Linked DNA regions of Homo sapiens: region 2 is linked to region 1. A link is an interaction called in ENCODE POLR2A ChIA-PET data of the cell type or tissue named here. Cell type or tissue: endothelial cell of umbilical vein. All regions are shown on one strand. Links, peaks and the distances in the headings refer to the core of each region. The heading gives the core; the rest is flanking DNA.

Region 1 (4,401 bases), core at 78-4,077:
CATAGTGCTTCATGAATTGTATTAATGAACATCAGTAGGTATTAGTTAAATAAAATTCAATTAAATAAAGGCCAGAGTAAGATGTGCAGTTGGAACAGCCAGGTGTTAGATTTTCTCTGACTCAGAGATGAACAGCTTCCCAGCAAGGGAAGAAGTTCGAGGAGAGAGGCCGGTAGGAGAGGAAGCCACTTCTATAATTTGGCACTAATAAGAAATTTACTCTGGAAAATCTCAGTTTTTCACAAACCATCTTTCACTTTTCTCATGATGGAGAATATCCCTTTATTAGTCAGGACCTTCTGCAAATTAATGGGCAAGTCTCATGTCCTCATAAAGCCATAACCCTATTTATGACATTACAATTGGTTACTTAGTGATAATTATAATGTCACAAATAGAGGATTATTATGATTTGAGGTGCAAAACAGCTGTAACAAAGAAAGTCAGCAATAAGTGGACATGATGTAGTAAATTTGCAGCTGGAAAAGAATAATTCCCAGAAAGATATTAAAAATCATTTTAATAGTTTTTGGGGAACAGGTGGTTTTAGGTTACATGGATACATTCTTGAGTAGCGATTTCTGAGATTTTGGTGCACCTGTCACCCAAGCAGTGTACACTGTACACAATGTGTAGTCTTTTATCCCTCATCCACCTCCCACCCTTCCCTCTGAGTCCCCAAAGTTCATATATTATCCTTATGTCTTTGCCTCCTCATAGCTTAGCTTCCACTTAGAGAACATACAGTATTTGGTTTTCCAATCCTGAGTTACTTCACATAGAATAATGGCCTCCAGCTCCATCCGGGTTGCTGCAAATGCCATTGTTTCATTCCTTTTTGTGGCTGAGTAGTATTCCATGCTGTAATTATACCACATTTTCTTTATCCACTCATTGGTTGATGGGCATTTAGGCCCATTTTATATTTTTGCAATTGCCAATTGTGCTGCTATGAACACGTGTGTGCTCGTGTCTTCCAAAAATGCATTTTTTTGCATAAAGTTTTCCACTGAGTGATGGGGCAGGGGGGCACATGCTAAAGTTGAAGCTTTTGCCAAGGAGAGAGAGCTGAGGGCTGCAATTCTTTTGGAGGATGCTTTTCCCAGCCACAAACCCATATTGATTTCTTCCAGAACATTTACTAATCCTCTCTCCCCAGCTCTCACCCCCAGTGGGTGCAAGCCTGTGCATATAAACACACTCCCTTGTTTCCCATTCAGGATATGGAATCTTATACATCATAAAAGAGACTGATCTCCATCCTGATTCATAGGACTGTCAGCAGATGGCAGAGAGAGTGATAATGCCACTTACTATCAGGTCACTCCGAATTATTATTTATTCTGTGGAGAGTGAGACTGAGGACTGAAACCTGATGTTTAATTTTTCAAAATCACATGGTTAGAAACTGGAGGGTCCCAAGCTTTCTGGTCCTACATCTAATGAACTAATGCTTTTGTTGTTTATTTTTGCACTATACTTTATAGCTATGTAATGATGTAAAGGACACAGTTGTTTTATGAAATCCATTTCCCCTTGCTCCTTCCTTTTGAAACCTTGATCTTTTTTTTCTCTTTCTAGTAGCTAATGAGATTCAGGAAAGCCGATCCCATTTCCAACTCCAGGGAGCAAGAAAGTATAATATTTGACCTTCCAGCCTCTTAGCATCAGCTGGTACTTCCTTCTTTTCTCTTCCTGAGCCATGAGTCATGCTTCATCAAAAGTTTCCCAGGCTCCTGAAGTGAAAATGACAAATCAGTGCATAAGAGTGATAGGAAGAGAAGTACAAGATTGTATTAGACAGTATAGAACAAAACACTTTGCAGAATGAAAAATTGCAGAGTGCTGACACTTGTTCTACAGAAAGGGCATCAGCACTTAGATCACTGTTGAACAACATTCATTTTGGGATGAATATTGTCTAAGGTGAGGCTGAAATTCTTTGCTTCAAATTCTACAAAATTCTTATTCTACAGAATGGTGGATTATTTAGCTACCAAACTTTACTGAGTATATAGTTATTGAGGATCAACTGGGAGATGCATAATTGGGCATCATGAGCATTGGATGGAGCATTGGGTGGGGGCAGAAAATGTTAAGGTCATACTTGAAATATCAAAGTGCACAACCTAGGAATAGACTTCAATATCAACAAGATTTGACTCAGCTGAATCTCTGTTTTGCCAGTCTTTTCTAGGTCTAGTTTTATACCTGTTAAACATGAACATTAAAACATTTCACTCTGTGTTAGTCAGTTCTTGCATTGCTGTAAAGAAAACCTGAGACTAGGTAATTTGTAAAAAAAGATGTTTAATGGGCTCATGGTTCTGTAGCCTGTACAGAAAGCATAGCCCTGGCATCTGCTTCTGGTGAGGCCTGAGGAAGCTTCCAATCATGGCGGAAATCGAAGAGGGAGCAGGTGTCTCACATGGCAGGAGAAGGAGCAAAACTGAGAGTTGGGGGGAGGTAGCACACAGTTTTAAACAACCAGATCTCTTGAGAACTCACTCACTATCCTGAGGACAGCACCAAGCCATGAGGGATCTGCCCCCATGACCCAAACGCCTCCCACCAGGCCCCACCTCCAACACTGGGGATTACATTTCAACAGGATATTTGGGTGGGGACAAACATCCAAACCATATTACACTCCTTGCCTGTAACCAGTGAGAACCCATTTGGCTGGTATATCACTCCAGTTTGTTCTAAGGATGTAGTAGGTATTTGCCAATTCTGTTGAGCAACAATCTCAACTCCAACCTTGCCATATTCTATAGGGGGGAAATTGGAATCCCCAAATCTCTTGGGTACCTGAGATTTCTCATTCTCCTTAAAAGGTCCTGGTTGTCCTAAAGCAACCATGCCTCCTATCCCTGCCACCCCTGGTATTTGCTTCCTGTTTTATTTCTAACAGTTGTCTAGAGAGAACCGTACTGAAAAACTGAATCAGGTGATTTCTAATGCCATTAAATACTTAAAGTTAGCATAGAACTAATCATTATAGAAGAAGATTTCAAAAGCTTCAAATACATGGTTCATAATCTCATTGAATTAAAAAGCTGGCTAAAGATTCAAAATGGACGCACCTAATGGGACAGCAAACAATATCTAAGTTGTATGGGAGATGTTGTAATTAATCTCTCATTTAATCATCCTTTCATTCAAGCATTCCTTTGATTGGTAGATGAGGCTGGCTGGCTTACATCAGAAGCAGATTTTGATCAGTTTTCCTTAGGAAAGCATGTGATTGACTTCTTAACCAATCCAGCCCAAAATGGATGAACCATAATATCAAAATAATCACTTTTAAAAGAGTAAATTCTAGGCAGAATAACTGTTCTCAGTATGTTCTTATGAGGAGTTGGACTGGTTTTGTTAATAATGACATTATGAGATACAATTTATATACCATAAAATTCATCCTTTTAAAGTGTACACTTTTGTATATTTTAGTGTGTTCACAGAGTTTGACTATCATCACTACTTTCTTGGCAATCTTTTAATCATCCTCAGAAGAAATTGTGTACCCATTAATAGTCACTTCCCCGTTCCCCACAGTCCCTGGCAAACACTAATCTACTTTCTATCTGTATATTGGCCTATTCTGGGCATTTCAAATAAGTGGAATTATGCAAATGTAAGTTTTTGTGACTGTCTTCTTTCATTTAACATAATAATTTCAAGGTTCATCTATGTTATCGGATGTATCAGGCCTTCCTTCCTTGTAATTGCTGGATATTATTCAATTGTATGAATATACCAGTACTGTGTTGAATAGAAGTGATGAAAGAAGACATCTTTTTTGCCTTATCTAAGAGAGAAAACATTCAGTCTTTTACTATTAAGTGTGATGTTGGCAGTGAGTTTTTTTAAAAAAATAGATGTCCTTTATTAGGTTGAGGACGTTCCCTTATATTCCTAGTTTTGTTGAGTGGTTTTTAATCATGGACAGATGTTGGGTTTTTACAAAAATGCTATTTCTATGTCTATTGAGATGATCATGTGGGTTTGGTCACTTAGTCTATTAATATGGTATATTATATTGATTGATTTTACTGTGCTAAACTAACCTTGCACTCCTAGGGTAAAATCTCCTTGATCATAGGTATAATCCTTTTTATATGTTGCTGGGTTGGGTTTGATAATATTTTGTTGAGGATTTTTGCATTGATGTATTTAAAAGAGTCTGGACACAGTGGCTCATGCCTGTAATCACAGCACTTTGGGAGGCTGAAGTGGGTGGATTGCTTGAGCTCAGGAGTTCAAGACTAGCCTGAGCAACATGATAAAATACCCTCTCTACAAAAAATACAAAAATTAGCTAGGCGTGATGGTGCACACCTGTGGCCAGCTACTCAGGAGGCTGAGGTGGGAAGATCACAGGAGCCCAGGAAGTTGAGG
Region 2 (4,401 bases), core at 118-4,117, 78 kb after region 1:
AATTGGGGGAAGGTTGATTGGACCAGGCAAAATCTGGTTATTTTGACCCTTTGTCAAGGCGGTCCCAGGTGTATCTCTGCCCAGAAGAATATATTTCAAATGTCTTCAGCTGTAGACTTCTGAAGCTACAGATGATTCCACTGATTTATCACTTCTCCCGTAGGTTGACAACATTTTGATACTCAAAATGCAGGGAGGAAAGAAGCATAAGAAGTAGGTATGAAAGAGAAATCACAGGCTTTGGGAGGGAGTGGTATTAAAGAGCAGAAGGGGGATAATACCCACAGAATACCTGGGATGAGTTCCTCAGGGAATCCTTTTCAAACCTTCTCGCCCTCCCCACCTCATCCCCTTCTCACCTCTGTATAAAGAGCTTTGCCCTTTTCTCCTCTGCTTTTCCTCCTCCATCACTGGCTGCTTCTTTTTAGTCTTTTTGCTAGAAACGATCTTACCTTCTCAACTTCTAATTGTTGGAGAGCCCCTGGGTGCAGTATGAGTATAGCATTTCTTTTCTTCTTTATTCCCAGCTACTCCCTACTTGGCTTTCATCTGTTCCTGTAACTTTATATACCATTTATATGCTGCAGATGTTCAAATGTACATCTCTAGTGCTTGCCTCCCCTGCACTCCACACCTCCTACTTGACATCTCTGCTTAGAAGTCTTGTAGGCATCTTAAACTCAATTTGTTCAAAACCACATCTGCCTAATTCCAATCACATCCCAAACACTTGGTCCTCTGTCAATGTCCCCATCTCAGTAAATGTACCACCATTTGTCCTGGGACCTTGAGTCATCCTTGGCTTTTCTTTTTTACCAACAATTCATCATTAGTTCATTAATAGTAATCCATTAGCAAGTGGCTCTGCTTTCAAGATATACCTCGAATCTTACCACTTCTTACCACCAGCACAGTTACCACTCCAATCCAAGCCATCACTTTCTGGACTGTTGTAGTAGCTTGTTAAATGATTTCTCTAGTTATACCCCTCCCCTTTCAAACTAATTCAGATATGTTCTCCACATACCAGCGAATGTGACCCTTGAAAACATAAAGATGTTCATATCATTTCCTGGCTCAAAAACTTATGTTGGTTTCTTTTTGCCCTTAGAAAATCCAAGGTCCTCACCATGGCCTATAAATGCCTCTGGCCCCAGATGCCTCTCCAGCCTTATCTCCTGTCACCTCCTCCCTCGCTTGCTGAGGTCCAACCTCACCCACTTTCTGGCTGTTACCTGAACAAGCTAAAAATCTAAGGGACTTTGCATTTCAAGTTACCTTTGTCTGGAATGTTCTTCTACCAAATATTCAATTGACTGTCTCTCTCTCTCTCTCTCTTACCTAATGTAGGGGTCTGCTCAGAGGATGTCATGATACCTTATCAAAAGGAAATCATGGGCCAGGTGCAGTGGCTCACCCCTATAATCCCAGCACTTTGGGAGGCCGAGGTGGGCGGATCACAAGGTCAGGAGATCGAGACTATCCTGGCCAACATGGTGAAACCCCGTCTCTACTAAAACACAAAAAATTAGCTGGATATGGTGATATGTGCCTGTAATCCCAGCTACTCAGGAGGCTGAGGCAGGGGAATCACTTGAGCCCAGGAGGCGGAGTTTGCAGTGAGCCAAGATTGCACCATTGTACTCCAGCCTGGGTGACAGAGAAAGACTCTGTCTCAAAAAAAAAAAAAAAAAAAAAAAAAAAAGGGATATCATGATACCTTATCAAAATCAGCATCCCTTGCCCTACTCTTGATCTTGTTCTTCATCACTGCTGTCATGATTTCACTGTATACTAAGAGTGTATTTGTTTGTTGTTTGACTCGTCTCCCAGGCAGTAAGCTATCTCAAGCGGGGGCATTGTTGGGCTTTTTTGTTTTATGCCCACCATCCAGAAGACTTCCTGCACATGAGGCGTAACTATTAGCTCCATAAATACTAGCTGACTGAATAGCAACGTCAGTAACCAAGGGAATTGGTTTTTGATTTGCGTGGCTTTTTATTTTGACAGCCTTGGAAACAACAGTGAGTCTGCCCAGTTCTCACAAGTGTCTAGCATGGCGCCTGGAGCAGAGTTTGCACATATAAATGTGTTGGGTAAATTAGTGAATGACCAAATGAATGAATAAAGTCACTTTAGTGCTTTAATCACCAGTACATCTTCAGCTACCCTTTAGACCCATTCATTACACAGAGTTACTATGGCAAAGGAACCTAACCTTGTCTAAGGGTTCCATGAAGGCCTCCCTGAGGAGGGTACTTCATCATCATCATCATACCTAACAGGTTCTGAGCACTTACTATGAGCCATCTACTGCTTTATGAACTCTAACTGATTTAATCCTCACAACAAATCTATGAGGTTGATAATATAATTAGTCCCATTTTACAGATGGGGAAAATAAGGCACAGAGAAGTAGATTCATTTATCTCAGGATAGGTAACTAATAAATGGTAGTCTGTTTCCAGAGCCTGTGCACTTCACCACTCACTATGCTATACTTTTTTTTTTTTTTAACGTAGTCAACTATTTAATTAAGTTCTTAAGACATTTAGAACACCAATTTGTGAGGATAAATTCCATTCGTCAGGGCAACCACAGATCACAGGTAGCCCTGGAGCTGAGGAATAGCTTTGATTTTTGGTAAAATTTGTGAGTCCACAGCTTTCTGCTCAATCTTGCACTGCTCCGTAATCTCATATTTCTCTTTTTCTGTGTCGAAGATCTCACCTTCCTGGTGTCTGGGCTTCCGCAGCTTCTTCTTCTTGAAGTAAGCATCAGTAAGATGTTTTGGGATTTTTACATTGCTGATATCGATTTTGGTTGAGGTGGCAATGACAAATTTCTGGTGTGTTCTTCGTAGAGGAACTCGATTGAGGACCAGAGGTCCAGTCACAAGTAACAAGCCACTAGCCAGCTGCTTCAGGAAAACCACCCTCTTGCCCCTGTGGCGTCCAGTGAGGATGATCAGAATGGTCCCGGGGGTAATGCTGGCTCGCAGTTTTCTCACGTGCTGACTGAAGGGTTTTTTGCTGTGGCTCAACAGCTTTCGAGGCACATCTTCAGTAGGATAATATCTAGGCATTTTGCGAAGTTTAACCACCCGGGTACTGCCGTTCTTGTCACCACCAACTGGTTTTGTAACAGTTGCAAGAACCTTCTCCTTCTTTTTCTTTTCAACCTTGGATTTAGCGGCTGAGTACTTCCTCTTGTACATGGCCTTTCTGGAATACATAGCAGATCGGGAATACCTGCCAATTCCTCTGACAATGACAGGGTTGCGGCTGCAATGGGGCTTCCCCTTCTTGGGCTTTTTAGCCTTGAGGTTACCCTTTTTCACCTTGCCACCAGCATCAGCCTTCTTGGCTTCAGGTTTCTTCTCTTTAGTATCTGGCTTCTCAACTTTTTCACCCGCCATCTTGCAAGATGGGAAAGAGCTCACTATGCTATACTTCTAAGCTGAGGACTGAGGATGGAGTATTAGCTGGCTTGATGGAGGATTGGAATTAGGCAGAAGTTAGCATTCTGGGCAAATGGAACCATGTGTGCCAAGGGCCAGATCATTGCCAGTTCCATGAAAGACATGACAGGTTTAGTGTAACCAGGGCACAGACTGGGCATATAAGAGGGTAAGAGCTGAACCTGGTTATTAAGCAATGGCCAGATTGTATAGGCCTGGTAGGCTGTGCTGAGTTTGGACTTACCTTAGGCAAAGGGAAACATTAAATGGTTTTAAGCAAAAATGTTAGGTGTACAGATTTACTTTTTTAAGCAGTCACATTGGTGACCCTGTAGAGGATGAGAGGATGGGCTGGAAAGCAAGCAGGTGGAGGGCAGGGAGACCGTTAGGAAGGTCTCACAATAGTCCAAGAAAGGGGTAATGATGACCTGGTCTAGGGTATTGGTAGAGGCAGTGGAGAGATAGTATAGGTTTGAGGTAAAATCAACAGGCCTTGTGACTTGGGGTGAAGAAGTGGGAGGTGTACAGAAATTGAGGATGACTCCCAGATCTCTGGCTTAGGATGGCAGGTAGAAGATGTTATTTATAGGGACCAATTAGTTGATCAATTCTCTTCTAGGATTTTATTCTACAGATAGACTAGTTACTAGTACAGACACACAAGCCTTTATACAGAAAGACATTCATTGTAGGATTGTTTGTAGTAGGATTAGAAACAATGTGGTGTAGGGCCTTGCACAACTCCAGGATCTGCCATTCACACAGAATACAATGTGGAGGCCTCCCTGAATTTGCACAACTGATAAATTAATTCCCGAATTACAGGATGTCCAAACCATGGGATATAATACAGCAGTTAAAAAGTAGGATGTGAGTCTTTATGGACTGGTAATGGTTGCCAAGATAGGTTGTTATGCAAAAAGGTATCCTATGATTTGTTT

What was found. ChIA-PET counts read pairs that join two places held together with the same protein. Peaks named below come from ENCODE experiments on the same cell type or tissue, not always from the same donor. Only the 100,000 strongest peaks of a DNase experiment are listed, where the experiment ranks them.
Region 2: POLR2A ChIA-PET joins it to region 1 with 8 read pairs; 2 of 35 experiments call an interaction of 5 or more read pairs at or near these places.

What each region holds. Positions count from the first base shown.
Region 1 is chr7:137,798,503-137,802,903 of GRCh38, reverse strand. The region is part of intron 1 of DGKI (diacylglycerol kinase iota); the gene reads left to right. Among named protein-coding and RNA genes, the nearest start is that of DGKI, 46 kb to the left of the region's middle. In endothelial cell of umbilical vein, for the core only: no CTCF peak of the experiment used is centred there; a DNase peak (open chromatin) is centred at 1,663; H3K27ac peaks cover 523 bases.
Region 2 is chr7:137,721,004-137,725,404 of GRCh38, reverse strand. The region is part of intron 1 of DGKI (diacylglycerol kinase iota); the gene reads left to right. It also overlaps the pseudogene RPL6P19. Among named protein-coding and RNA genes, the nearest start is that of DGKI, 120 kb to the left of the region's middle. In endothelial cell of umbilical vein, for the core only: no CTCF peak of the experiment used is centred there; no DNase peak of the experiment used is centred there.